4 separate regions of the Homo sapiens genome follow, and regions 2, 3 and 4 are each linked to region 1. The links are chromatin contacts, found by Hi-C or POLR2A ChIA-PET in ENCODE. All regions are on one chromosome and are shown on one strand. Each heading gives the region's core, a stretch centred on a gene start or an enhancer-like site at or near the end of the contact. The rest is flanking DNA. Distances are from core to core; before and after follow the strand shown. Region 1 overlaps GAS6 (growth arrest specific 6). Region 2 holds the start of CDC16 (cell division cycle 16). Region 3 holds the start of CHAMP1 (chromosome alignment maintaining phosphoprotein 1). Region 4 holds the start of RASA3 (RAS p21 protein activator 3).

Region 1 (6,286 bases), core at 3,201-5,700:
GCATATGGAGGAAACTGTGGGGTGTATGGAGGAAACTGGGCATATGGAGGAAACTGTGGGGTGTATGGAAGAAACTGGGGGGCGTATGGAGGAAATTGAGGCATATGGAGGAAACTGTGGGGTGTATGGAGGAAACTGGGCATATGGAGGAAACTGTGGGGCGTATGGAGGAAACTGTGGGGTGTATGGAGGAAACCGGGGCGTATGGAGGAAACTGGGGCATACGGAGGAAACTGTGGGGCGTATGGAGGAAATTGAGGCATATGGAGGAAACTGGGGCATACGGAGGAAACGCGGGTGTACGGAGCAAACTGTGAGGCATACGGAGGAAACGCTGTGAGGCATACGGCGAAGCGTCGCAGAAAGAAGCCAGTGTGGTTGGGCAGCTTCCCCAAGAAGCCTGGGACTCGTAGCCAGGGCCTCTGGTGAGCGCGGTGCCTGGACCCGCCTAGGAGGACAGGGGCTGTGTCTGTGCCGGCCACAGGCAGTGACTGTAAGCCCTGGATGAGCTGGAGGAACTCAGCTTTGTGAACCACAGACCCGCCCGCCGCTCACCCTGGCACCGGGCACCCCTGACCCCGGCCAGGTGGGGATGGAAGCGGCTCCTGCACTGACAGCCGAGCCCAGACCCTCTGGTGGAAACGCCACATTCTACAGACCTGGTGGGAAACGTCACCTTGGGAGCCTCAGGAACAGAAGCGACACGCTGGCAGTGAGAGCCCATGCACTGAAGACTCGACGTGCCCCCACCAGGGCTGACCCCTTAGGACGATGCTGGCCCAGTGCCCTAGGGCCCTGCTGGCCCGGCCTGCACTTTTCCCAGGGACTGGTCCTTATTGAACTTGTGTGGAATCAATGGACCGGAGCCCTCTCTCAGCCAGCAGGGGGGCCCTACCCAGGGTTCCCCACGGAGCCCTGTGTGGCTAAGCTGAGCGTGGCTGAGTCCTCATGTGGGGCTGAGCTGAGTGTGGACCGCGCCCCTGAGCACTGCCATGCTCAGCCCCGAGCTGCTTCTGCTCTGCCAGCAGCCATGAAAGGATTCTTTGAGCTCCGGGTGTAATTGTCGTTCTTTCTGCCAACTTCCCGGGGCTCAGGCTTGCGTAACTGCACTGTCGGGGGCTTCCCTGCCTGCCTCTGGGACGTGGTTTGGGTCCGTGTCCTGGAAGCGTGTTTGTGAGCAGCTCCTCGTATGAATGTGTTTGTGAGCAGCTTCTCGGATGGGGGACTGCTTGGGAAGCAGCTGCACTGGCACGGGTTCCCACCCTCAGGCCCTCACCCGTTCCCCTGACCTCTGGCCCTGCAGGAGCTGAGCCCAGGTGACCACCCTGAGAAAGGGCAGAACACACCTGGCCTAAAGCCATCAAGACACGTGGAGAGGGGGCAGCTAAGCAGAAAGAGGGGGGCTTCCTGGAGGACCCCTCTGGCAGTGCAGCCTGGGCCTGGGGTCCTCCCCGCCACACCCAGCAGGGAGAGTTCACCAGAGATGGGCTAGGGGCTGGCCAGGGAAGGCAGAATGTTCCGAGTCTGCCTGGAAGCCCCCAGGTCAGCTGGGGGTTCTGTGTGCCTACTCCCTGGGAGGTCTGAGCTCCCAGGCCTCACGCCAGGCAGTTCCTGCTCCTTTGCCCTCAGCCCTTCCCACCTTGCGTCCAGGCCTGCTGGCACTCCCTCCCAGTTGATCTGAGTTTTCCTGGAGCCGGCCCCAGGGCCCGCCAGCCTATTCTGTCAGCCCTAGGCCAGCACAGAGGGCTCGGGTGCCCAGGGGCTGCCTCAGCCTGCGCCCCTCAGAGCTCCTCCGGGCTGGACCCGAGACCCCACAGCCGCCCCGATCTCAGCTGCGTTGGGCGCGCAGGGGTGGGGCAGCTGAACATGATTTTCCACTTTGTGTCCCCAATCAGACCTGCCTGACCAGTGCACGCCCAACCCCTGCGATAGGAAGGGGACCCAAGCCTGCCAGGACCTCATGGGCAACTTCTTCTGCCTGTGTAAAGCTGGCTGGGGGGGCCGGCTCTGCGACAAAGGTACGTGAGGCTGAAGACAAAGGCGGGGTCTCCCTCCATCTCCGACCCTGCCCTGATCCCCGCTCCTCACTCCCACTCCGGGGCACGGCCATCCTCAGGCTGCTCTCCGACAGCCCCAAGGAGGCTGCAGCCCTGAGGTATCCTGGAGCCCCAGGAGAATTGGGAGGAGCTGCAGTCTCCTTTCTGGGAGCAGGGCTGGAAGGAAAGGAAACACCAAGTGATGCCTCAGCACCCACTGATTGAAGGGCGGGGGGGGAAATTTCACCTCTGACCGTCCTTGAGTGCAGACCTGTGGTGTCAGTGGCACCCACTGATTGAAAGGCGGGGGGGAAATTTCACCTCTGACCGTCCTTGAGTGCAGACCTGTGGTGTCAGTGGCACCCACTGATTGAAAGGCCGGGGGGAGATTTCACCTCTGACCGTCCTTCAGTGTAGACCTGTGGTGTCAGTGAAGACCCTGGAGGAAGAATAGCTCCAGGGCCTGGTGGAGACCCATAGTGGAGAGCCCAGCAGGCCAGCCTGTCCCCTTTGGCAAATCCTACCCCACAGGTGGCCTGGGAGGGCTTTGCTAAGGAGTGGCCAGCTCTGGCCTGGCCTTGTCTGTCCTCGGCACCCAGAGGTCACTCCTGGCCTGCAGCCTCCTCCTGCAAGCACATGGGCATCCAGGGAGCTGAGCCCTGTGGGCTGTGACTGCCAGCAGCTCCCCAGGCTGAGACCGCAGCTGGGGATCCCCCATGCCCTCCCACCATCTACCTCCACACGCAAGGCCAGGACCAGGGGCCATGAAACGCTAGGGCTGCTGAGTGGGGTGTGAGGTCCAAGCCCTGGGGTCCCTCTCTGCTCCAGGGCTGGGCTGTGCACCTCTAGGATCTCTCTCTGCTCGGGGGCTGGGCTGTGCACTCCCAGGCTCTCTCCCTGCTCCAGGGCTGGGCTGTGCACACCCGCGGTCCCTTCCTCCTGCTCCAGTGCTGGGCTGTGCACCCCCCCGGCTCCTTCCCTGCTCCAGTGCTGGGCTGTGCACCCCCGGGCTCCCTCCCTGCTCCAGGGCTGGGCTGTGCACCCCCGGGGTCCCTTCCTCCTGCTGCGGGGCTGGGCTGTGCACCCCCGGGCTCCCTCCCTGCTCCAGGGCTGGGCTGTGCACCCCCGGGGTCCCTTCCTCCTGCTCCGGGGCTGGGCTGTGCACCCCCGGGCTCCCTCCCTGCTCCAGGGCTGGGCTGTGCACCCCCGGGGTCCCCTCCTCCTGCTCCGGGGCTGGGCTGTGCACCCCTGGGCTCCCTCCCTGCTCCAGGGCTGGGCTGTGCACCCCCGGGGTCCCTTCCTCCTGCTCCGGGGCTAGGCTGTGACCCCTGGTCTCCCTCCCTGCTCCAGGGCTGGGCTGTGCACCTTTGGGATCTCTCTCTGCTCCAGGGCTGGGCTGTGCACCTCTGGGCTCCCTCCCTGCTCCAGGGCTGGGCTGTGCACCTCTGGGATCTCTTCCTACCGTAGCCAGGGGCTGTGCACCCTTGGGCTCCCCTTCAGGCCTGTGCTTGTTCCCAGATGTCAACGAATGCAGCCAGGAGAACGGGGGCTGCCTCCAGATCTGCCACAACAAGCCGGGTAGCTTCCACTGTTCCTGCCACAGCGGCTTCGAGCTCTCCTCTGATGGCAGGACCTGCCAAGGTAAGGCCCTGGGGTGAGGCCTCTCTCCTCTCTCCTCTCCCCACCTTCTATTTTCGGTCATGTCTGCTCTTCTGCAAGCGGCTGCTGCTGGCTGGGTTCCTGTGGTTCTGGATGGGATGGGGCATCCTGCAGAGACTACACAAGCCCAGGCCAGCCGCAGCACAGGGAGCTGCTCGGCACCACACCAGGATGACTCACCCGGCATCTGAGGGCCAGGACTCAGGGGGCCGGCCCAGCCCATGAGGCCACACTGCTGGCTGTAGGGCCTCGTCCATTCCCCAGAGCCTCACAGAGCCTGGAAGTGCTCCAGGCACTTGTGTAGTGAGCTTGTGGGTCAGGGCTCCAGGCTAGGGTCCCCCCGCCGTCCACTCTCCCCAGCATCCCCAGAAGCACCCCGTTGTTGGTCTCCCTCTGTCCACTAAATATAGCCCTGCCCTCCCCACTTCCTTTCATATTTCAGTCTGGGGTTCCCTCAGCCCAGGGCCAGAGCTGGGGAGCCCCAGGACACCCCAGAAAGTCACTGTGAATGTGCGCGCCCCCGACGCTGTTCCAGGTGCTGCTGCTGCCACTGGCCCTTTGCCACTTTGCAGGGGGAGCACCTTCCTCCTCCCTCCCCACGTTGTATCTGGACATGCCCAGGCGTGTCCCTGAGAGTTTCTGGCATAGTTCTTAGCGCTGCTGCTGACTGTCCAGGACACCGAACTGCGTGGACAGGACAGACAGTTGCTCAGGGAGAAACAGCCCCAGGATCTGGAGAGTGAATCTGACCAGACAGGAGGGGCCACACCCCATCCCCCGATTTCAAAAGGCAGCTGCTATTTCTGTCCACTTTGGTGGTTCCCTTCCCTGACCACCCAGGAGTTAGCCCTGTGTGCAGATGACGTGATTCCCATCTTAACACATAAACCCATTTCCCCGCCGAGGACAGAGCCCCTCCCATCACTGCTCTATCCCTGACCTGGAAGACAGCAGCACCCCAGGTTTAAAGAGAGGTGAAGACTAGGCCGATCCTGAGAGATGACGTCTAAAGCATCTCCCGTGGGTCCCTGCACCAGTCGGGCACTCCCGGCAAAGTCTAGGCTCACAGTTACTGCCCACAGTGACAGAGGCATTCCCGTCCTCTCCTCCTCCTCCCCATCTTCCTCTTCCTCCCCACCATTCCCCCTCCTCCTTTCCCCACTCCCCCTCCTCCTCTCCCCACTCCCCCTCCTCCTCCCCCCCACTCCCCCTCCTCCTCCCCATCTTCCTCCTCCTCCTCATCTTCCTCCTCCTCTTTCTTCTCCTCCTCCCCCCACTCCCCCTCTTCCTCCCCATCTTCTTCCTCCCCCTCCTCCTCCTCATTCCCCTCTTCTTCCTCCTCATTCCCCTCTTCTTCCTCCTCATTCCCCCTCCTCTTTTTCCCCCTCCTCCTCCCCCATCCTTATTTCCCCTCTCCTCCTCCTCCCCCACCCCTCCCCACCCCCTCCCTCACCCCTCCCCACCCCCTCCCTCACCCCTCCCCACCCCCTCCCTCACCTCCTCCCCCACCCCTCCCTCACCTTCTCCTCTTCCTCCCTGCTTCTCCTCCTCCTCCCCCTCCGTCGTCCTCCCCCTCCGTCCTCCTCCCCCTCCGTCCTCCTCCTTCCCTTCCCCATTCTCCTCCCCCTCCCCCTCCTCCTCCCCCTCCTCCTCCTCCCCCTCCTCCCCCTCCTCTCCATCCTCTCCCTACCCCCTCCTCCTCCCCTCCTCCCCTCCCCCTCCTCTTCTCCCCCTCCCCTTCTCCCCCTCCCCCTTCTCCCCCTCCCCCTTCTCCCCCTCCTCCTCCTCCTCTTCCTCCTTCCCCTCCCCCCTTCCTCCTCCCACTCCTACTCCCCCTTCTCCTCCCCCACCTTTCTCCGTGCCCCTGCCTTTGCTCTCCTCTGGTGACTAAAGGGCTCTTCATTTCAGGGTTGCCCCTCCTACCCCAGGGTGCTTGGCCGTAAACAGCATCTGTCCCACATTAGATGCTCAAGTCTTAGGATTGTGGTTTAACCCGGTAGTGAAAATTGATTGAAACCAGTAAATGCTTCTCTTTGGGGTTGGGGTTTTAGTTTCAAATGCCCCCGGGGGGTTACTTTTTACGGCCCCGTGTCCTGTAGCACCGTCATTTAAATGGAACAGCACAGCGTGCACCGCCGCCCCCCACCCCTCCACCAAGCAGGGCCCTTCCCAGCTCTCCACCTGCTGGGCTGAAGTCAGCCTTCCCAGCCGGGCCTTGATCAGAAGCGTGCACCAACACCCCGGGAGCTGCCCGGTCAGGGGAGGAGGGCAGGGAAATGGGGCCAGGGCGCGCTGGCCCCACAGAGTCTGGATGCGACCTCTGGGTGGTGCCCTGGCCAGTCCCTGCAGCCGCCTGCCCCAGCCCCGTCTGAGATGCCGCTGTGCTGCGGTTGGCCGGTTTTTTTTTGCTTGCAGACATAGACGAGTGCGCAGACTCGGAGGCCTGCGGGGAGGCGCGCTGCAAGAACCTGCCCGGCTCCTACTCCTGCCTCTGTGACGAGGGCTTTGCGTACAGCTCCCAGGAGAAGGCTTGCCGAGGTACCCACGCCACGCGGTCACCCTCGCTTTCTCTGACGCCCAAGTCTAGACAC
Region 2 (5,979 bases), core at 842-3,341, 400 kb before region 1:
CTGGGATTACAGGTGTAAGCCACCGCGCCCGGCCACTAATGACATTTTTTTTAAAGCTCTGAAGAGCTTTAAAGTTCATACCATCACTTACTTTGTCCAGTTTTCGTGACCGAAGTGCATGGGCGGCTCTGTGATATTGTGCTGTCAGGTAAAGACACTGAGCCAACCAATAGATGTCCTGGGGTTCTTCTGGAGGGAAAAATTCACATAAGTGGTCAGAGGTACAAGGTGAAATAGAAAACGAATTTTAAGATTAATCAGAAAACCAGTTAGCATTTTGTCACTTACCACGAGAGAGTGAAGCTACTTTATCTGCCCAAAATAGAGCACTTTGATACTGTTGCTGCATACCAAAAAAAAAAAAAGGTGGTAACTGCCCTGTTATTTTAATAGTCTTAAACAGTTATCTAATATTATTATAATTCTATGTAATATATTAATATAATTCTATGTAATAAATCTTCATCTCAAGACAACAATTTGTTACATCTCTATCTTACATCTCACGTAGGGTAAATTTTAGTTCAGTGTCGCAATACAAACATTCCTGTAATATCTTTGTATATGCAACTTATGAAGGTAATTTTTTAAAACTCATACACTGTAAAAATGTATCGTGAAACATACAAGTGAAATGCAAGTGAAACAGCAAAAGCTAGTCATTAACAATTCATGTGTGATTTATATAACACTTTCAACGAGCTGTTAATGAATCCCAAAGTGAAATTTAGAAGACAGAACACTATACTCAAATACCTTATATAACACAGTGGCAGTTTTAATAACACTCAAGTTTAAAAACACACACACATAAATTAACTAAGCTTCACTGAACATGGGGAAGAACTCACCTCCTCCAAGTCTAACAAAAATGAAGGAGCCGACAATGAGGGCCACCCACAGTGACCTACGGCTAGCTTTAGACCCTGTTCTGCTCCTCAGTCCTCAGTCTTCTACAGTCTCTGCCTCAGTTCCCCTGGAGACAAGCCAGGACCACTGCTGCTAGCCCGAGGCAGGAGGAATGCCAACGGGATAGTTATAAATATGCTCAATACCGGTGTCTCTGGCTGGAAACCGGGCCTGTCATATTCCTCACTACGTCTCCGTACCGAAGAAAAAGTGATCAGAAAACACTGAATTCAACTGACTCATGGTAAATAAAAACACAGCCCTCCAAATGGACTGCAAACATTTGGCCACGTCAGTTAGCACCCAATTCCGAAAACTCTGCATTACCATGGCTTTTCTTTCCCTTTCTTTCCAATTTCCTGAAAGAGCAAGCATTTCAACAAAAAATAAACAACAATATAGATAAAACTGATGCTGCTGATTCTCGAAGACACTTCTTGCCTTAAACGCTCTCTGCTATTCAAAGGTAGTGCAGAGAACACAGACATAGTTAACGAGAATTTTTAAAGTATTGATTTGAGACAACAGGCTTCTTCACATCTTTATTCACTTAAATTCAGCCCAGTAAAAATTACAACTAAACCTCTCAAAAATGTTTTATTAGCTAGCCCTGCAACTTTCCTCCAAAAATTGTCCTTCAACTTGCACTGAGTAGTCAGTGTTTCCTGGGCACCTCCTCCGCGCCAGGTGCAGAACGAGGCTCAGACCCGACTGAGGCGCCCCGTGCGCTCGGGGGCCTCCACTCCCCGGGCTGTGCCCCTCCCAGCTGCAGGGACCGCTCCCTTCTGGGCGAGGCGGAGACAGCGCTGCTGGCCCCAGATGAAGGCCCAGGGCCGGCCCAGTCCTTCCCCACCAAGAGCCCCGACAACAGTCACCCCAGCCCCACGCCGCGCGGAAAAAGACCCGGCGAGGCCTGGGCCCCGCACCCCGAGTCGGGGCCGCCCACCTGGTCGAGGTACTGCCGGACGCGCTTCCGCAGCCGCTCTAGGTTCATGGCGGCGCGGGCCCGGCCTCACGCCACACTCCGCCGCTAGGCGCGCGCCTCCTGCACCCTAAGCACCCCGCCCCGTGCCCGTGCCCGTGCCTGCAGCCGCCGCCGCCGCCCCAGGACTCGAAGGCCGCGGACTCGAAGGCCGCAGGTCCCCACCCACACCCGCACCCCCCACCCAGGCCCCGTGCACTGCCCAGGCTCTTCCGCTCCAGGCAGGCCCCGCCCCGGAAGTCCACAGCAAACGAATCCCATCTGGCGCGGGAAAACGGACCCGAGTTGTTGGTTCCGATGCCTCTCCTGGCACGTGGGCTTCTGGTTGCCTTGGGGCGAGAGCGCGGCCTCCCTGGAATCGCTGCGGCGCCTCTGGGCATTGGCGAGAGAGTCAGGAGGGCTCGGGGCCGGACCACCCACCCGGGCAAAAAAGCAGGTGGCTGCTGAGCCTTCTTTCCCCAGAATGTAGTCAACATTTTAAAAATAAGAGCAACGCACTCTCATTACAAAAAAAAAAAATTGTGTGCACAAACAGCAAATGAAGTCAAAGACAACCTAGGGAAAAATTTGAAACCTATCACAAAATTCGAATTTCCTTATAATGTAGAGCCAATATTCCCTTTACATATATGTAATAAGTCAGTGGGAAGAGACCAATGGCTCAGGAGAAAGACAGGCAAAAAACAGTTCACAGGGAAAGAAATGCAAATAGACTTTAACATACGAAAGAAAGTCCAACTTAATTCATAATAAAAATTAAAATTAGAGTACCACTTTTCATATGTTAACAAAGATCACAAAGGTTGATGACACTGCTAGCAGGAATGTCGGGAAGCAGGCACCCTCAAGTTTTGTGAGTGGTATTGGTATACTCTCTAGGATGAACGAATTGGAATATCTTCCAAATTTAAAGGTGTTCGTGCTGTTAAACCTAATGATTTTTATTTTGGGAAATATACCATGGATTTGCATTTTTGCATGTGTGCAAAATGACCTGTGGTTTCGTTTGTAATAGCAAAAGATTGCAGACAATTTAAACACCCATGAAGTATGGAACTGAGTAAATAGGTCATGATACGCTCACGTAATGGAATACTCGCTGGCTGTTCAAAAGAACAGTCAGCTTTGCATGGACATTGAACGATCTTCAAGATATAGTATGTGGGAAAAAGCAAGTATAGGATCGTGTTTATCGTATGCCTGCATTTGAGTAAAATACGAATTTAATGATAGGTAGAAAAATCCCTAAACTGTCCCAGGAAGGAAAAATGAGAAAACCGGCATAGCGCAAGGCCTCTGGAAGGAGTGCTGGAAGATGAGAGATGGTAGAAGTGGGAGAGGTACTTCCTTGGATATCTTTTTGTGCTTTTGAATTTCAGTCAATGTGCATATATTACCTTTTGTGAAATTAAATCATTCAAACTTAAAATAATTTAAACTTGAAGCTGTTGGAACTTTGAATTACCTGAGCCTTGAGGGGAATGTGGCTACGCGGCCTAGGTCATGCCACACCCAGCTGTAACTTCTGCCTTTTTCCCTGTAAACAATAAAGACCAAATGGCACCGGAGATAAGACCCCCTCAGATCACTACCCCTCCTCATGGAGTTATAACGCAATCTTCCTTCAAATACAGAGATCCCTAACCAATGGAACCGCTGCGGCGTGTGCCCCTGGTCTCATATGAGAACTGTGGTGATCCTGCTGGAGCTTCTGTCTCCGCCTGGTAAGAGAGACCTGAGCTCCACTTGGAAAGGCTGACCCCATTTGTCCAGGTGGCCATTCTCAGGCTCTGTGCTCAAATACACACTATATGTAATCATATTTCTGAATCTCAATATTAAGGTTGACACTTTTAAAAAGTAAATATAACTTTTATAAATATAAAAACCTAAAAGAGTAAAAAAAATTCAAAGAAGCAAAAAAAAAAAAACTTGCTGTAAAGAATCCCACCCACTCAAAAATTCTCTCACGCTACTGTAAGTAATCTGCCGTGTAATTTTCTATGTGTGTGTATACATATATGACTGGGTAATATTTTGAAGTTGTGTTTAAAAATTTGTCCCCCTGTATATTTCCTTTTCCTCCTCCTTTCCCACTTCTGCAAGCAGGCAGTAATCAACTCTGCTCATTAACTTGGGGCAGGCATGTGGTGAGGTGTGTTTTAAGCCATATTTTCAACGACTTCTATCCATTTAATGAGATTCCTAGTTAACCAAAAATGAGTGACTGAGGCAAATGTCTCCATCAGTAGAAGTCTGATGATGGGCCCGGGAAAAACGCAAGCCACAGAAGCATCAACTGTGCCATCCAAATAGGGTTATGGGGACTGGGTGTTTAGGAGGAGACGGCAAGCAGGAGGAAAAAAAGGGAGGGGTCCACAGTGATGCTCTGATTAGTGCTCAGTAAACCAACAATTTACATAAGATGAGGCAAACATCTGACAAGAGGGAGTAGAGGAAAGAGTTATGTAGCCCATATCAGGGTAGGCAGAAGAGTGACTAATCTCATCTTGTCCTTGTTTTGTACCTGGAAGGTAAATTTGTAATTAATATTGCCAGGGCGAGATTTAACAGAAATCACTTTCAGGAGTCCTCTGCCAGATACCCTAACTCATCACTCTCAAGTTCAAAGTTCCAGAGATCCCTAGAGCAGGGGCACAATGCTGCCAGGTTCTTTGCTAATGCACAGCAAAAGTGACCTTTGCTTCAGTTCCTAGTAAGTTTCTCATCTCTATCTGAGACCTTATCAGCCTGCCCATCTCTCCATATCACTATCAGCATTTGGGTCACAACAATTTAAAAGTCTCTAGGAAGTTCCAAATTTTCCCCCATCTTCTTGTCTTCTTCTGAGCCCCCCACATTTTTCCAACCTCTGCCCATTACCCAGTTCCAAAGTTATTTCCGCATTTTCAGGTATCTTCATACGAATGCCCCACTTTTCAGTACCAATTTTCTGTATTAGCCTGTTCTCACATTCCTGTAAAGAAACACCTGAGGCCAGGCCCGGTGGCTCATTCCTTTAATCCCAGCACTTTGGGAGTCCGAGGCAGCTGGATCATGTGAGGTCAGGAGATCAAGACCAGCCTGGGCAACATACTGAAACCCCATCTCTACTAAAACTACAAAAAATTAGCCGGGTATGGTGGCAGATGCCCGTAGTCCCAGCTACTCGGGAGGCTGAGGCAGGAGAGTCACTTGAACCCCAGAGGCGGAGGTTGCAGTGAGCCAAGATTGCACCACTGCACTCCAGCCTGGGCAACAAGAGTGAAACTCCGTCTCAAAAAAAAAAAAGATAAAAAGAAACACCTGAGACTGGGTAATTTATAAGAAAAGAGGTTTAATTGGTTTACTGTTCTGCAGGCTGTACAGGAAGCATAGCTGCTTCTGCTTCTGTGCAGGTCTCAGGAAACTTACAATCATGGCGAAAGGCGAAGGGGAAGCAGACACAACTTACCTGGCCAGAACAAGAGAAAGGGAGAGAGGGGGCAGGTGCCACACACTTTTCAACAACCAGGCCTCACAAGAACTCACTCACTATACAGTCCCAAGTAGAGGATGGTGCTAAACCCTTCACGAGCACTCCACCCGCACGATCCAACCACCTCCCACCAGCCCCACCTCCAGCAGCAATGGGCACTCCACCCGCACGATCCAACCACCTCCCACCAGCCCCACCGCCAGCAGCAATGGGCACTCCACCCCCACGATCCAACCACCTCCCACCAGCCCCACCTCCAGCAGCAATGGGCACTCCACCCCCACGATCCAACCACCTCCCACCAGCCCCACCTCCAGCAGCAATGGGCACTCCACCCCCACGATCCAACCACCTCCCACCAGCCCCACCGCCAGCAGCAATGGGCACTCCACCCGCACGATCCAACCACCTCCCACCAGCCCCACCTCCAGCAGCAATGGGCACTCCACCCACACGATCCAACCACCTCCCACCAGCCCCACCGCCAGCAGCAATGGGCACTCCACCCCCACGATCCAACCACCTCCCACCAGCCCCACCTCCAGCAGCAGGGATTATAATTCCACATGAGCTTTGGTGGGGACACAGATCCAAACCACATCACATTCTA
Region 3 (6,347 bases), core at 2,277-4,776, 480 kb before region 1:
CTTTTAGGTTCTAGCAAAATTTCTTCCTAAATTTAAGAACTCCTAACCCTAACTAAAAATTAACTCAGAATTGTCCAGATTAACAAAAATTTCTTTTTGTCTTTGAGACAGATTACATCTCGTCTCTAAAAAACCTAAATTCTAATCATTGGTGCTCTGCCAGTCTATCACCCAGTATCCTTCAATGCAATGTTATGCCAGATGGTGTATCATACCTATTTCCCATCTCCCATTCAATTTCTTCTTTGAAGTCGAACACCACTGATCATCTTTTAAAACACATCTGATGCATAGTTTTTTAAATTAAAATTCAATAAGTAGAACATGTTCAAAGCTAAATGGGTTCTATTAGTCTATACACACTAGCATTGTTCTTTATCTTAGCGGACTTTTTTTCTTTTTTAGAGACAGGGTCTCGCTCTGTTGCCCAAGGTTTTGGTGCAGTGACGCCATCACAACTCACTGCAGCCTCATACTCCTGGGCTCCAGAGATCCCCCCGCCTCAGCCTCCTAAGTAGCTGGGACCATAGGTACCTGCCACCACATCTGGCTAATTTTTTTTTTCTGTAGCGATGAGGTCTCACTATGTTGTCCAGGCTGGTCCTGAACTCCTGGCCTCCAGAGATCTTGTTGCCTTGGCCTCTCAAAGTGCTGGGATTACAGGTGTGAGCTACCATGCCTGGCCTTTAAGAAATTAATAAACTGGGCGGGCGCAGTGGCTCACACCTGTAATCCCAACACTTTGGGAGGCCAAGGCAGGCGGATCATTTGAGGACAGGAGTTCGTGACCAGCCTGGCCAACAGCCAACATGGTGAAACCCTGTCTCTACTAAAAATACAAAAATTAGCTGGGCGTGGTGGTGCATACCTATAATCCCAGCTACCTGGGAGGCTGAGGCAGGAGAATCGCTTGAACCCGGGAGACGGAGGTTGCAGTGACCCAAGACTGAGCCACTGCACTCCAGCTGGGCAACAGAGTAAGACTCCATACTCACCCCCAACCCAAAAAAGAAAGAAATTAATAAACTAATTTTCCAAGTAGTTTTATGTTTGAAGAAAAACTGAAGGGAATGTACAAGAATTCCCACCTATCTTCTTGTCCCCAGTTTTTCCTACTACAGGCTGAGCATCCCTAATCTGAAAATCTGAAATCTGATTATGCTCCAACATCCAAAACTTTTTGAGTGCCAAAAGGAGCATTTTAGATTTCAGATTACGGATGTTTAACCAGTAAGTACAATGCAACTATTCCAAAATCCAAAAAAAAAAAAAAAAATCCAAAGCACTTCTGGTTCCAAGCATTTCGAATGAAGGATACTTCACCTGTATTAACATCTTGCATTAGTGTGAGATATCTGCTACAATGATAAGCTAATACTGATTTATTAAGTAGTCTATAGTTTACACAAGGAGTCATTTTTATTTATTTATTTTTTTTTGAGAGGGAGTCTCGCTCTGTCACCCAGGCTGGAGTGTAATGGCGCAATCTCGGCTCACTGCAATCTCCACCTCCCAGGTTCAAGCGATTCTCCTGCCTCAGCCTCCCCAGTAGCTGGGACTACAGGCGCGCGCCACCACAGGCTCACGCCTGTAATCCCAGCACTTTGGGAGGCCAAGGTGGGCGGATCACCTAAGGTTGAAAGTCAGAGAGCAGCCTAACCAACGTGGAGAAACCTCGTCTCTACTAAAAATACAAAATTAGCCGGGTGTGGTGGCAGGCGCCTGTAATCCCAGCTACTTGGGAGGCTGAGGCAGGAGAATCGCTTAAATCCGAGAGACGGAGGCTGCAGTGGGCCAAGATCGCATAACTGCACTCCAGCCCAGGCAACAAAAGTGAAACTCTGGCTCATTAAAAAACAAAAACAAAAATAAAAACAAAAAACTTGCCATTTAGGCCGGACATGGTGGTTCATGCCTGTAATTTCAGCACTTTGGAAGGCCGAGGCGGGTGGATCACCTGAGGTCAGGAGTTCGAAACCAGCCTGACCAACATGGAGAAACCCTATCTCTACTAAAAATACAAAATTAGCCAGGTGTGGTGGCAAGCGCCTGTAATGCCAGCTACTTGGGAGAATGAGGCAAAAGAATCCCTTGAACCCAGGGGGCGGAGGTTGCAGTGAGCCAAGGTCGGGCCATTGCACTCCAGCCTGGGCAACGAGAGCGAAACTCCCGTCTCAAAAAAAAAAAAAAAAACAAAACTTGCCATTTAATCATTTTTAAAAGCACAATTTAGTTAGTTTAGTACTAAAACGTTGTGCAAACATCACCACTATCCACTTCCAGAACTTCTTCACCACAAACAGAAATTCTGTACCCATGAAACAGTAACTTCCACTCTCCACTTTCAGTGCTGGTAATCTCAATTCTGTGCCTGAGGGGGAATCATACAGTATGTCTTTTTTGTGTCTTATTTCACTCAACATAATGTGTTCAATGTGCTCGTTTATACTGTATAATGTGTTCGTTTATATTGCAGCATGTATCAGAATTTCATTCCTTTCTAAAGATGAACAATGGTCCATTCATTATATGTATATACCACAGCTTGCCTTTCATCCACATGTTGATAGACATCTGGATTTTGAATAATGCTGCGATGAACATTTGTGAACAAGTATCTGAGTCTCTGCTGTCAATTTTTGGGGGTATAAACCTAGAACTGAGGAACGACTACCAATTTCCATAGCTGCTGCACCACCCTACTTTCCCACCAGCAATGCACCCGAGCTTCAATTTCTCCACATCCCCAACACTCATAATTTCCCTTTTTTTTAATAGCCACCCTAACAGGTGTGAGGTGGTATCTCATTGTGGTTTTCATCTGCATTTCCTTAATGGTTAGTGATGTTGAGCATCACTGCACGTGCTTATTGGCCATTTGTCTCTCTTCTCTGGAGAAATATCTATTCAAATTCCTTGCCCATTCTTGAACTGGGTTGCTTTTTGTTGGTCAGTTGCATCTCTTCTTGTATTCTAGACATTAACTCTTTATCAGGTTTACAAATGTCCTCTCCCACTTTGGAGGCTGTATAGCGGATTTTTAAACAGTAATAATGACAGAAGAGGAGGCAGTCTAGAACTAAAACAGAAAGAATGGCTTTCGTCTTGTGCCGCCCTCAACTTCCCAATGGTTTCAAACGCAATGTTTCCAGCCTCGGCAGCGACTGACACCGGGCCTCCCCGCTCCCTGCACAAAGACGCACTCCCGCCCCGGCCTGTGGGGGCGGGCCCTTCCCTCGGGCCGTGTGGGAAGCGAGGCAGCGCAGGCCCCCTTCACTCGGACCCGCGGCTTCCCGGGACCGTCCCCGCCAGGTCGGCGGCCGACACGGGGCTCGGGGATGCAGGCCCCAACCACGCCCCTCCCCCGCTCGCTCTCGCTCCTCACCGGTCCGGCCGCGGGCGGCGTCCAGTGGGCGATGGACCGCGCGGAGGGCCCGGCTCGCGGTCGCGGGCGGCTCCGCGAGGCCCTGCAGCGCAGCGGCCTCCCGAATGGCGACTGGATGCAGGAGCCGGGATCCGGGTGCGCGAGCGTGCGCGCTCCCGCGGGACGGGCGGGGGCTGACGGGAAGCAAGTTTGGCGCCGCGCGCCCTCCCGCGCGGGCCAATCAGATCGCCGATCGCGTGGCGCGGCTGTGCCAAAAGTGCGTGGGCAAAACTAGCGGCTCGCGCGGGCCTTCGGAAGGGCTGCGTGCCCGCCCCGCCCCGGAAGTGCCGCACGTGCCCACTCCGCCTCCGCTTCCCGCGCGCGCCCGGGCGCGGCTCCGGGAGGGTTCCGCCGCGTCTGGCCTGTGGCCTCCGGCCAGGCCCTTGGAACGGCCCCGGCCTGCCGCCGCCGTGCGGATATCTCTTCCTTTTCTTGCTGTTTTGATTGTTGTGTGAATGAATTTATTAGGAAAAAAAGAGCTAGACCTGCCCCATACATTCTCAGGGATATTACTGGCATAATACCTATGACAAAAGTACAAGACAAAGTTGTTGGATGACAGTAAATATTCCTTTTCTCATCACCCCGCCTCCACTGAAAGTCCCGATTCCCAGAAGTTATCTTCTTCGTTTTTTGTTTTCAGTTTTATGAATGTTACCACCACAATTCTAATTAAAATGCATGCACCTCTAATGCTGATGCCATCAGTCTGTATGCTTTGAAAGACTGTAAAATTAGCTCACACTGCTCTCTACCTTTGTACCCTTCTGAAGTTTTGCTTGTTGTGAATTTCATTTTTGTTTTTGTGGTGAAAATGAACTATAGAATGGCCGGGCGCGGTGGCTCACGCTTGTAATCCCAGCACTTTGAGAGGCCTAGGCAGGTGAATCATCTGAGGTCAGGAGTTCGAGACCAGCCTGTCCAACCTGGTGAAACCTTGTCTCTGCTAAAAATACAATATTAGCCAGGCGTGGTGGCGGGCGCGTGTAACCCCAGCTACTAGGGAGGCTGAGGCAGGAGAATCCCATAGAACCGGGGAGGCGGAGGTTACAGCGAGATCGCGCCACTGCACTCCAGCCTGGGGGAGAGAGTGAGACTCTGTCTCAAAAAAATAAAAATAAAATCCATAGAATTTACCGTCTTAACTATCTTTACGTGTACAGCTCAGTGGTGGTAAGTATATTCATAACACCACCATCCATCTCTGTACCTCTTTCATCTTGAAAAACAAACTATGCATTACATGTTAACTCTCGGTTCCCCTCTACCTTCTACTTTCTGGCAGTCACCATCTTACTTCCTGTGTCTCTGAGTCTGACTACTCATAAGAGTGGAATCATACAGTATTTGTCTTGTGACTGACTTATTTTACTTAGCAGAACATCCTCAAGGTTCATCCATGTTGTAGCACATTGTGGAATTTCCTTCCTTTTTAACACTGAATACTATCCCATTGTATGGATATGCCACATTTTGCTTATCCACTCACCTGTTGATGGACACTTGGCTTGCTTCCCTATTCAAGATATTGTGAATAATGCTTTGACATTTTCAAAGAACCAATTTTTGGTTTCATTGATTTTCTCTATCGTTTTCTATTTTCTATTTCATTTATCTTGGCTTTAATCTTTATTATTTCCTTCTTTTTGCCAGCTTTGGATTTAGTTTTTCTTTTTATAGTTCATTAAGTTGTAAAGTTAGGTTGTTAATTTGAGATTTTCTTGGTTTTTGATGTATTTATAGCTATAAACTCCCCCTTTAGCATTGCTTTTGCTGTATCACAAAAGTTGCTATATTGTGTTTACATTTTTTTCTTTTCTTTTCTTTTCTTTTTTTTTTTTTTTTTTTTTTGAGACAGAGTCTCGCTCTGTCGCCCAGGCTAGAGTGCAGTGGCGCCATCTCGGCTTACTGCAAGCTCCGCCTCCCGGGTTCATGCCATTCTCCTGCCTCAGTCTCCCGAGTAGCTGGGACTACAGGCTCCCGCCACCACGCCCGGCTAATTTTTTTGTATTTTTTTAGTAGAGACGGGGTTTCACCGTGTTAGCCAGGATGGTCTCGATCTCCTGACCTCGTGATCCGCCCGTCTCAGCCTCCCAAAGTGCTGGGATTACAGGCGTGAGCCACAGCGCCTGGCTCTACCTCCCTTTCATGCAAAATTTAGGATCCTGTGTTAATTTCCGGAATGATTCTGATTTCTAGGATTCAAATATCAATATTAAATATTTTAGGATTTTTCTAAGTTTTGTTTTTGCAGCAAAATTGATTCATTAAATTTAATAGATTTCTTTAAAAAGTATCCACCTAGTTACAAGCTTTTAAAAGAGCCAATGAAAACAGTTTGTAAACTGTAAATGTTAAATGCAGAAATGAGAGGATCTTTTATTTTCTCTGAATAGCAAAGATTTACTGATTGAGAACTTTTTGAGATCCTGACTCTTAATATGAAACAGGTTCGTTGTGGCTGCAGGACCTAATTTGAATGGCTGCTTCAGTTGTTTTTTCCTGAAGTGTCAGAATGAGTTGATGATCCCAAGAGACCTATTCCAATTGAACACTGAACAAAACTCTAGCAGAAGGCAACTCTTGGTGACGAAATAACAAAAACCAAAACACCCTCTGCTATTATTCTGAATTGAAATCATGTTAAAAAAGCTATTGTAGTTATAGAATATTAAATAGTTCAAGATGAATAATGCAAATAAACTCCCAATTTGGCCTTTTGAAAGGTTCCCAGTATATTGCACTAAACTTTAAAGTAACCAAAGAAAGCAGAAATAACTCTCATAAAATCCTGTACTAAAACCAGACCCTTATGGACTTTCAAAATTTCACTTAAGGATCTATTGAACATATACTTCTCAACAGTTTATTTTGATGTTTTCTCAACCTATACTATGTTCCAGGGACCAGACTTGAATCAGGG
Region 4 (6,248 bases), core at 864-3,363, 300 kb before region 1:
CTGGGCTGCCACAGAGGACTCCACTGGTCCTCGGAGAAACACAGGAGCCGGCTTGCTTCCAGTGGCTCCAAACGGAAGCATAGTCTCCGTCGTAAAGCAGGGGTGTGGATGGCGTCCACAGCACCCACTGCAGACGCCACCCAGGGCCAGCGCTAGACGCAGAGGCTCTGGGTTGGAACCAGGGGTGCCGCCTTAACCTCCTGTTCTGCCCCAGTGAGCACCAGGCTTGCAAGGGCTGAGGATGAGAGAGGCCCCTGTGGCTGCAGGCTCCCAGCAGTCAGGGGAAGAAAGGCCATTCATTCTTTCAACGCATGGAACTGCTTTTTAGGAAGTGAAGGTAAGCAGTGGAAAAAAATAGGCCTCTATCTTCATGAAGCTCCTGTTCCTCTCCATGCAGTGTGTGTGTGTTTGTGTATGTTCACGTAGGTGTGTGTATGTATGTTTAGTGTGTATGTCTGTGCATGTGTATGGGTAGTATATGTGTGTGCTGTCTGTGTTGTGTGTATATGAACATATGTGTTCATGTGTATATGTGGTGTGTGTATGTAGGGTGTGTGTATATGTGTGTATATGTATGTGTGTACACGTGTGTAGTATGTGTGTGGTGTCTGTGTGTGGTGTCTATGTGTATGTATATGTATATGTAGTGTATGTGTGGTATATGTATGTGTGTATATATGTGTAGGGTGTGTGTGTGGCACTGGGTGCAATGAAGTTTTGCAACATAGAGGAGGGAGTGTAGTCTCAGTTCATATACACACCTACAGTTCATACACACACACAAACATACTCCTCAGAGAGGAGGTCAGGGAGGAGGAGACCTCGAGACAGAAGAAAGGGAGGTAAGGGTGGTACCTGCCCATGCTGGGGTCTGCAGGGGGACTGGGGGGGGACCTGCCCATGCCGGGGTCTGCAGGGGGACTTGGGGGGGGACCTGCCCATGCTGGGGTCTGCAAGGGGACTTGGGGGGGGACCTGCCCATGCCGGGGTCTGCAGGGGGACTTGGGGGGGGGACCTGCTCATGCCGGGGTCTGCAGGGGGACTGGGGGGGGACCTGCTCATGCCGGGGTCTGCAGGGGGACTGGGGGGGGACCTGCCCATGCCGGGGTCTGCAGGGGAACTGGGGGGGGACCTGCCCATGCCGGGGTCTGCAGGGGGACTTGGGGGGGGGACCTGCCCATGCCGGGGTCTGCAGGGGGACTGGGGGGGGACCTGCCCATGCCGGGGTCTGCAGGGGACTGGGGGGGGACCTGCCCATGCTGGGGTCTGCAGGGGGACTTGGGGGGGGGACCTGCTCATGCTGGGGTCTGCAGGGGGACTGGGGGGGGACCTGCTCATGCTGGGGTCTGCAGGGGGACTGGGTGGGGGAGACCTGCCGGTGCCGGGGTCTGCAGGGGGACTGGGGGGGGACCTGCCCGTGCCGGGGTCTGCAGGGGGACTGGGGGGGGACCTGCCCATGCCGGGGTCTGCAGGGGGACTGGGGGGGACCTGCCCATGCCGGGGTCTGCAGGGGGACTGGGGGGGGAGACCTGCCCATGCCGGGGTCTGCAGGGGGACTGGGGGGGGGAGACCTGCCCATGCCGGGGTCTGCAGGGGGACTGGGGGGGGGGAGACCTGCCCATGCTGGGGTCTGCAGGGGGACTTGGGGGGGGGACCTGCCCATGCCGGAGGTCTGGGGTGGGGGGCTGTGTGTGCGTGTATGTGTCCCCGCCCCCCTCGTGCGTCTGCAGCAGGTGCCTTCGGATCGCATCTCAGGAGCTGGGGCTGGGCGCGGGATTCCTCCCCTGCCAGATCGTTGTACGTGAACTTCTCTTGGCAAAGTTCGTCCGCGAGTCAATCGCTCAGCCTCGCTCAGCGGGCCCGGGCCGCGCCGGCGACCTTCCTTCGTCTCTTCCGCCAGGCAGCCCGCTGGGGTCCCTTCCGCTCAGCGGCCAATCCGCGGGGCGGGGGCGGGGGCCGAGGCCTCGGGGGAAGCCGATCCCTGCGCCCCCCGGGTCTCCGCCACCCGCCAGCGCCGTCCCTGCCAACCCCGCCCCTGCAGGGCCCGGGCCAGTTGGGAGCAGGGGCCGGGCCGCGGGCGGAGCCTCCCGGTCCCCGCCCTCGCCCTCGGCCAACTGGCGGTCTTGCAGGCGGGCGGACCCTCGGCCGCGCTCGGGGCTCCGGCGCCGCCGCTCCTCCTGCTCGGCCTGAGCTGCCCGGGCTCGGCGCGCGCTTGGGGCGAGGCTCGGCGGGCGCGGACGCGCAGCATGGCGGTGGAGGACGAGGGGCTCCGGGTCTTCCAGAGCGTGAAGATCAAGATCGGTGAGTGTCCGCCGGCAGCCACGCGTCCGACCCCCCGGCCCGACCCTGTCCTCTCCCGCGCCCGCCTCCCCTCCGCAGATCCTTGCTGGGGACCCCGGCGGAGACGCCCTCCAGGCGCGGCGCGCTCCCCGGAGAACGGCTGGTCCGGCTCCGCGGCCCCTCCCCACCTCCCCGCCTCCCCGGGCCTCGGGCTGGGTCGAGTCGGCTCCGGGGTAACGCGGCTCCCTGCGCCTCCTCTGCGCCCGGAGCGGCCCCGGTCCCTGGTAGCGGCGGAGGAGGTGGGGTCCCTGCGCCGAGGGACGTCTGTCCGCGTGTGCGCCCGAGCGTGTGCCCCGCGTGTTTGCAGGAGTGCGCGCGCCTGAGGCTGTCTGGGCGCCTGCACTTCAGGTGTCAAATCCACTGACGTCGGGGTCTCGGCATCTCCCTTTCTCCGCTGCGCCCAGAAACTTCCTTTCCGGGGAATGTGGAGGCTCCTTCACGCTTCTCCCCAGGGGCGTGAGGCCCCGGCGCGCTGCTGCTGCTGTGCGCGCGCGTCTGTGCCTGCGTGCGCGCGTGTTTGTGTGTGCTTGTGTTTGTGTGTCCATGTGTGGGCGGTGTGTGTGCGCGTGCGTTTGTGGGTGCATGTGTGGGTGCGTATTTGTGTGTGGATGCATGTGTGCGCGCGTGTGTATTTGTGTGTGGGCGCGTGTGTGTGCGCGCGTTTGTGTGTGTGCATGTGTGCGTGTGTGCTGGTGGGGCGTTCTGGCTGAGGGCTCCCGCGGGGCGGGGAGACCCCGGACCCATCGGCACCACGTCCCTTTCCACTGAGAAGTGGCGGGCGAGCTGGTGGCGACCAGGGCCTGCGAGGCTGCGGTTTTTCTCTGGGCTTCAGCAGCTTCTGAAGTGGGCTCCCGGAGGCGTTTCCGGAGAGGAGGCTGTGTCTGGACTTCTGGTTTATCTGGAGGGATCTGCTTTTCCCTGGTTGTTTTATCTTGGGAGAGTGATGTGGAAGTCCTCCCCCTCCCCCAGAGCAAGACCGTTTCCTGGAGTGACTGTTCCATATTCATGCCATGAGTGTGCTGGACCACAGCGCGGTTCAGGCTGGAGAGGCTTCCAGGGCCTGCAGTGTCGCGGTCCCCACGGTCCTTCTCCCCCACTGAGCCGCACTTCGCAGCCGGCCTCTTCCCGTGTGAAGAGGCCTCCGGGAACGGGCTGAGTGTCAGTTGTTGATGACATTTGATGCTGCCGGAGGCATTCCAGCTCCCCTAAACCAGCGGGCTGTTTCCTGTCGGCTTTATTTTGGTTTGCGGATCATCGCTGAGACACTGTCTTGATATTTGGCCCAGAAGCGCTGCAGCTAGGATGTGGCAGCACTTCCGCTTTGAGTAGTCCAGAGAGGAGGGATTTCTTTTGTTAATGTGGTTTAAATCCGCTGTCACTTTCATACAAGAAAGCCAGAGCTGGCGCTCCCTGAAGTGCCTGAGGTCGCCTTGCCTGGGTGGGGAAAGGTCGCGGCCCGTGGGGGTCAGTTTGCTGCTCTTTCCTTCAGCCAAGGCTGCTTGGCTCAGCCAGCGAGTCTGAGGAGTGTGAGAAGCACTGGGCTTCCTCAGTCACGGGGGCAGGAGGGCTGGAGGTGGGTGCCCCTGTGGGGCAGTGCCAGGTCTCCAGGCAGCAGGCAGAGGCGGCCTGGGGCTTTGCGGCTCGGGGGTGGGGGGCCCACAGCCGGCACAGCATGCTCGCTGTGTACTCCAGGAAGGGCTACACTTCAGGCCACGGCAGGACTTTACAGAAGGCATGGGAAGTAGAACAGGAGGGCGAGGGAAGACCAGAGTCTCAGACCAGATACTCAGACCCTGAGTCTCCCAGAAGGCAGCTTCACCGGCCTGCGGGCACTCGGCCCCACTTCCGACAGGCGTGGGGGTCAGGCACCCTGGAGGATCCCTCGGAGAGAAGGAGGTTTGGAGATGCCACAACTTGGTCAGGCTCTGTGCTCCACTTTAAACAAGCCAGTGAAACCCTGGCTCAGCTGAGGCTTAGGCTGCTAATCCCACGTGGGGCCTGGATATCATCTGAACCTTTGACCCTCCCAGGGGCAGCAGCAGTGAGGACGGGTAGAGAGGCCCAAATGCCAGCTGCCCGACTCTCTGGATGTGGCTCCAGCAAGAAGTCCCCGTTTCCTCTCCCCTCCAGAGGTCACCTGCAGGGCTGGCTGCCTGAGGGGTATCTGTGCCCCAAGTAGCTGGGGAGACAGGGCACCTCCTGCATTTGAGCAGAGATGCAGTCTGGGCTGGAGACCCTGAGGGTGACCTGTGGGTGCGCTGGTTTGGGGTTAGTCTCATGTAACTGTGCTGCTGGCCTGATACCCCGGGGCTCCAGCAGAAAGCCCATCTGTAGAAGCGAAGTGGAGGATGACCCTGAGCGGCGCTGGTGCCAGGGGGCCACTGAGCCCCTCAGGCTCTTTCTTTAATCCACATTCATGGCCAACCTTGGCTCTGACTTGCCCTGCCTGAGTCCCTGGTCTTGAAGGCTCAGACAAGATGGTGCCCCTGTGGTTGATTTGAGGGCCCCTCGCTGTCATTCACCTCTGAGCCTTGTCTCCAGGAGCGCTGGATTTGCCCATGAGTCTGCCAGTGACTTGCTGCATGACCCAGGGCCCGTGTCTTCCCCTTCATAACCTCATTTTTCCGTTTGCAAAAGCCAGGCAATTATTGTCTACTACATCCGGTGGGAACGTACAAGGCAGTGTTGTTCAGGGTTAAGTTAACACCCTGCCCCCTCACTCCCAGAACAAGAATTGTCCCTAAAGTTATACCATAAGCAATTCTGCTACTACTCTTACTAAGAAAAAAAGCCAGCACATTTCTGGGGGGATTGGGAGCTTTTTTTAAGGTATAGGGGCATTGGCCATTTAAATTCTTAAATAGCTTTGAAATGTGTGGTGGTGTGTGGCCTCATTCAGACGTTGACATTGGGAAAAATGGAAAGAATCTCTTCCTCCTTTCCCCCTTCCTCTTTCTTTGTCCTTCCAGCTCTTGCAGGTGAGGTAATAAGAGGAGAGCGCCACGTAGAAGTGAGGTGCTTTGGTGGTAACAATTTGGAGTCTTTGTCTTGAAGAATCTGGCTTTCTGCATTTCAGTTTTGTGGAATCATTTTGGATATGTCCTTCTGTGCACTTAAACATCTTAAACACTGTGTCTTTTGAAACAGTCATTAACCTTTCACAGTAGAGTCTGTGTATCATGCATGACTGAGCCACACTTCCTATGCGATCGCTGCTTTGAGGAAGCCTGTGCTTCGGACTTTCCATGAGTCAGGGACCCACAGGGAGGGCACTTCCGCCACGGCCACGGCGTTGTTTTGGGGCCCCCGCCCCCAAGGCGTGCAGTGCCTCCTCCCCTCGCAGTGATGTCTTCCGTTTCCACAATACTTACTGCTTGTTTTTAAATGTGGCGCCTTATCTTGATACATGTGTTCAATAAAGAGCAACACACAAGGTGTTTCTCTCAATCTGTTACAGAAAAAAAAAAAGCCAGCCCCGCGGTCCAGGGCGGGAAAGGCTCTCGCACCGCGGTGACCCTGCCGTCGAGCTGGAGGCGGTCAGCGTCCGGGAATGCCGTCCGTGGGAGGCCGGGCCTGCCGTGGGCTCCCCGCTGGGGCTTCCTGTGGCTCTCTGGTCGCTCCCTTCTTTCTCCTCTGGGCTCAGTGCCTGTGGCTCCGCTGGGCTCTTGCTCCCTTCCTGTGAGGCTGGAGCTTGTCCGTGAAGAAGACCCACGGCCGGTCTGGCCCAACATTGAACCGCTGGTGCCTGCAGGCCTGTGGGGCAGTGAGGGCCAGGGGCTGCCGGCCTCCAGCCCCAGCTATCCCTCTCCTGATCACAAACAGAATCCCACCTGAAGCAGGAGGAGGTGGCACCGGGTGAGAATAGGGAGAATGACAAGTGGGGTGCCTGGAGGGTCCCCTGGACTGTG

Evidence for each region. Hi-C counts contacts between places; a loop is a spot of excess contacts on that map. ChIA-PET counts read pairs that join two places held with the same protein, here RNA polymerase II (POLR2A). Pooled maps may share reads with other maps.
Region 2: a pooled map shows a loop between it and region 1 (2.2-fold over the local background). The contact joins the promoter of CDC16 here to the enhancer-like site in region 1. A Hi-C loop is called at or near these places in 2 of 168 maps with a recorded cell type or tissue (mammary epithelial cell and posterior cingulate gyrus) and 7 of 50 pooled maps. POLR2A ChIA-PET finds 5 or more read pairs at or near these places in 2 of 52 experiments (RWPE1 and activated T-cell).
Region 3: a pooled map shows a loop between it and region 1 (2.8-fold over the local background). The contact joins the promoter of CHAMP1 here to the enhancer-like site in region 1. A Hi-C loop is called at or near these places in 1 of 50 pooled maps. POLR2A ChIA-PET finds 5 or more read pairs at or near these places in 3 of 52 experiments (AG04449, PC-9 and naive thymus-derived CD8-positive, alpha-beta T cell).
Region 4: a map of gastrocnemius medialis shows a loop between it and region 1 (2.3-fold over the local background). The contact joins the promoter of RASA3 here to the enhancer-like site in region 1. A Hi-C loop is called at or near these places in 3 of 168 maps with a recorded cell type or tissue (cardiac septum, chondrocyte and gastrocnemius medialis) and 7 of 50 pooled maps. POLR2A ChIA-PET finds 5 or more read pairs at or near these places in 1 of 52 experiments (activated T-cell).

The regions. Positions count from the first base shown.
Region 1 is chr13:113,835,460-113,841,745 of GRCh38, reverse strand. GAS6 (growth arrest specific 6) reads left to right here. Exons shown (of 15, transcript NM_000820.4): 5 at 1,896-2,018; 6 at 3,555-3,677; 7 at 6,111-6,233. GAS6-AS1 (GAS6 antisense RNA 1) reads right to left here. Exons shown (of 5, transcript NR_044995.2): 4 at 3,499-3,669. Among named protein-coding and RNA genes, the nearest start is that of GAS6-AS1, 23 kb to the right of the region's middle. RefSeq lists enhancers at 1,739-2,315, 2,487-3,039, 3,695-3,754, 3,594-4,146, 4,255-4,464. Within about 2 kb of position 4,450, at least 30 of the 41 ENCODE cell types and tissues checked have a DNase peak (open chromatin) inside an H3K27ac peak, as active enhancers do; they include gastrocnemius medialis and mammary epithelial cell, where a contact is called at or near this core.
Region 2 is chr13:114,231,009-114,236,987 of GRCh38, reverse strand. CDC16 (cell division cycle 16) reads right to left here and starts at 2,091. Exons shown (of 18, transcript NM_001078645.3): 1 at 1,856-2,091; 2 at 289-343; 3 at 92-189. The coding sequence starts at 1,903. RefSeq lists a silencer at 1,773-2,132 and an enhancer at 2,243-2,292.
Region 3 is chr13:114,311,682-114,318,028 of GRCh38, reverse strand. It overlaps CHAMP1 (chromosome alignment maintaining phosphoprotein 1), which reads right to left and starts at 3,526. Exons shown (of 3, transcript NM_032436.4): 1 at 3,386-3,526. RefSeq lists silencers at 3,189-3,868, 4,641-4,935.
Region 4 is chr13:114,128,488-114,134,735 of GRCh38, reverse strand. It overlaps RASA3 (RAS p21 protein activator 3), which reads left to right and starts at 2,113. Exons shown (of 24, transcript NM_007368.4): 1 at 2,113-2,301. The coding sequence starts at 2,247. LOC107987192 (a long non-coding RNA gene) reads left to right here and starts at 3,733. Exons shown (of 2, transcript XR_001750050.2): 1 at 3,733-6,248. RefSeq lists enhancers at 1-92, 1-101, 2,390-3,017, 3,188-3,687, 3,978-4,237 and 1 more and silencers at 1,808-1,907, 1,938-2,597.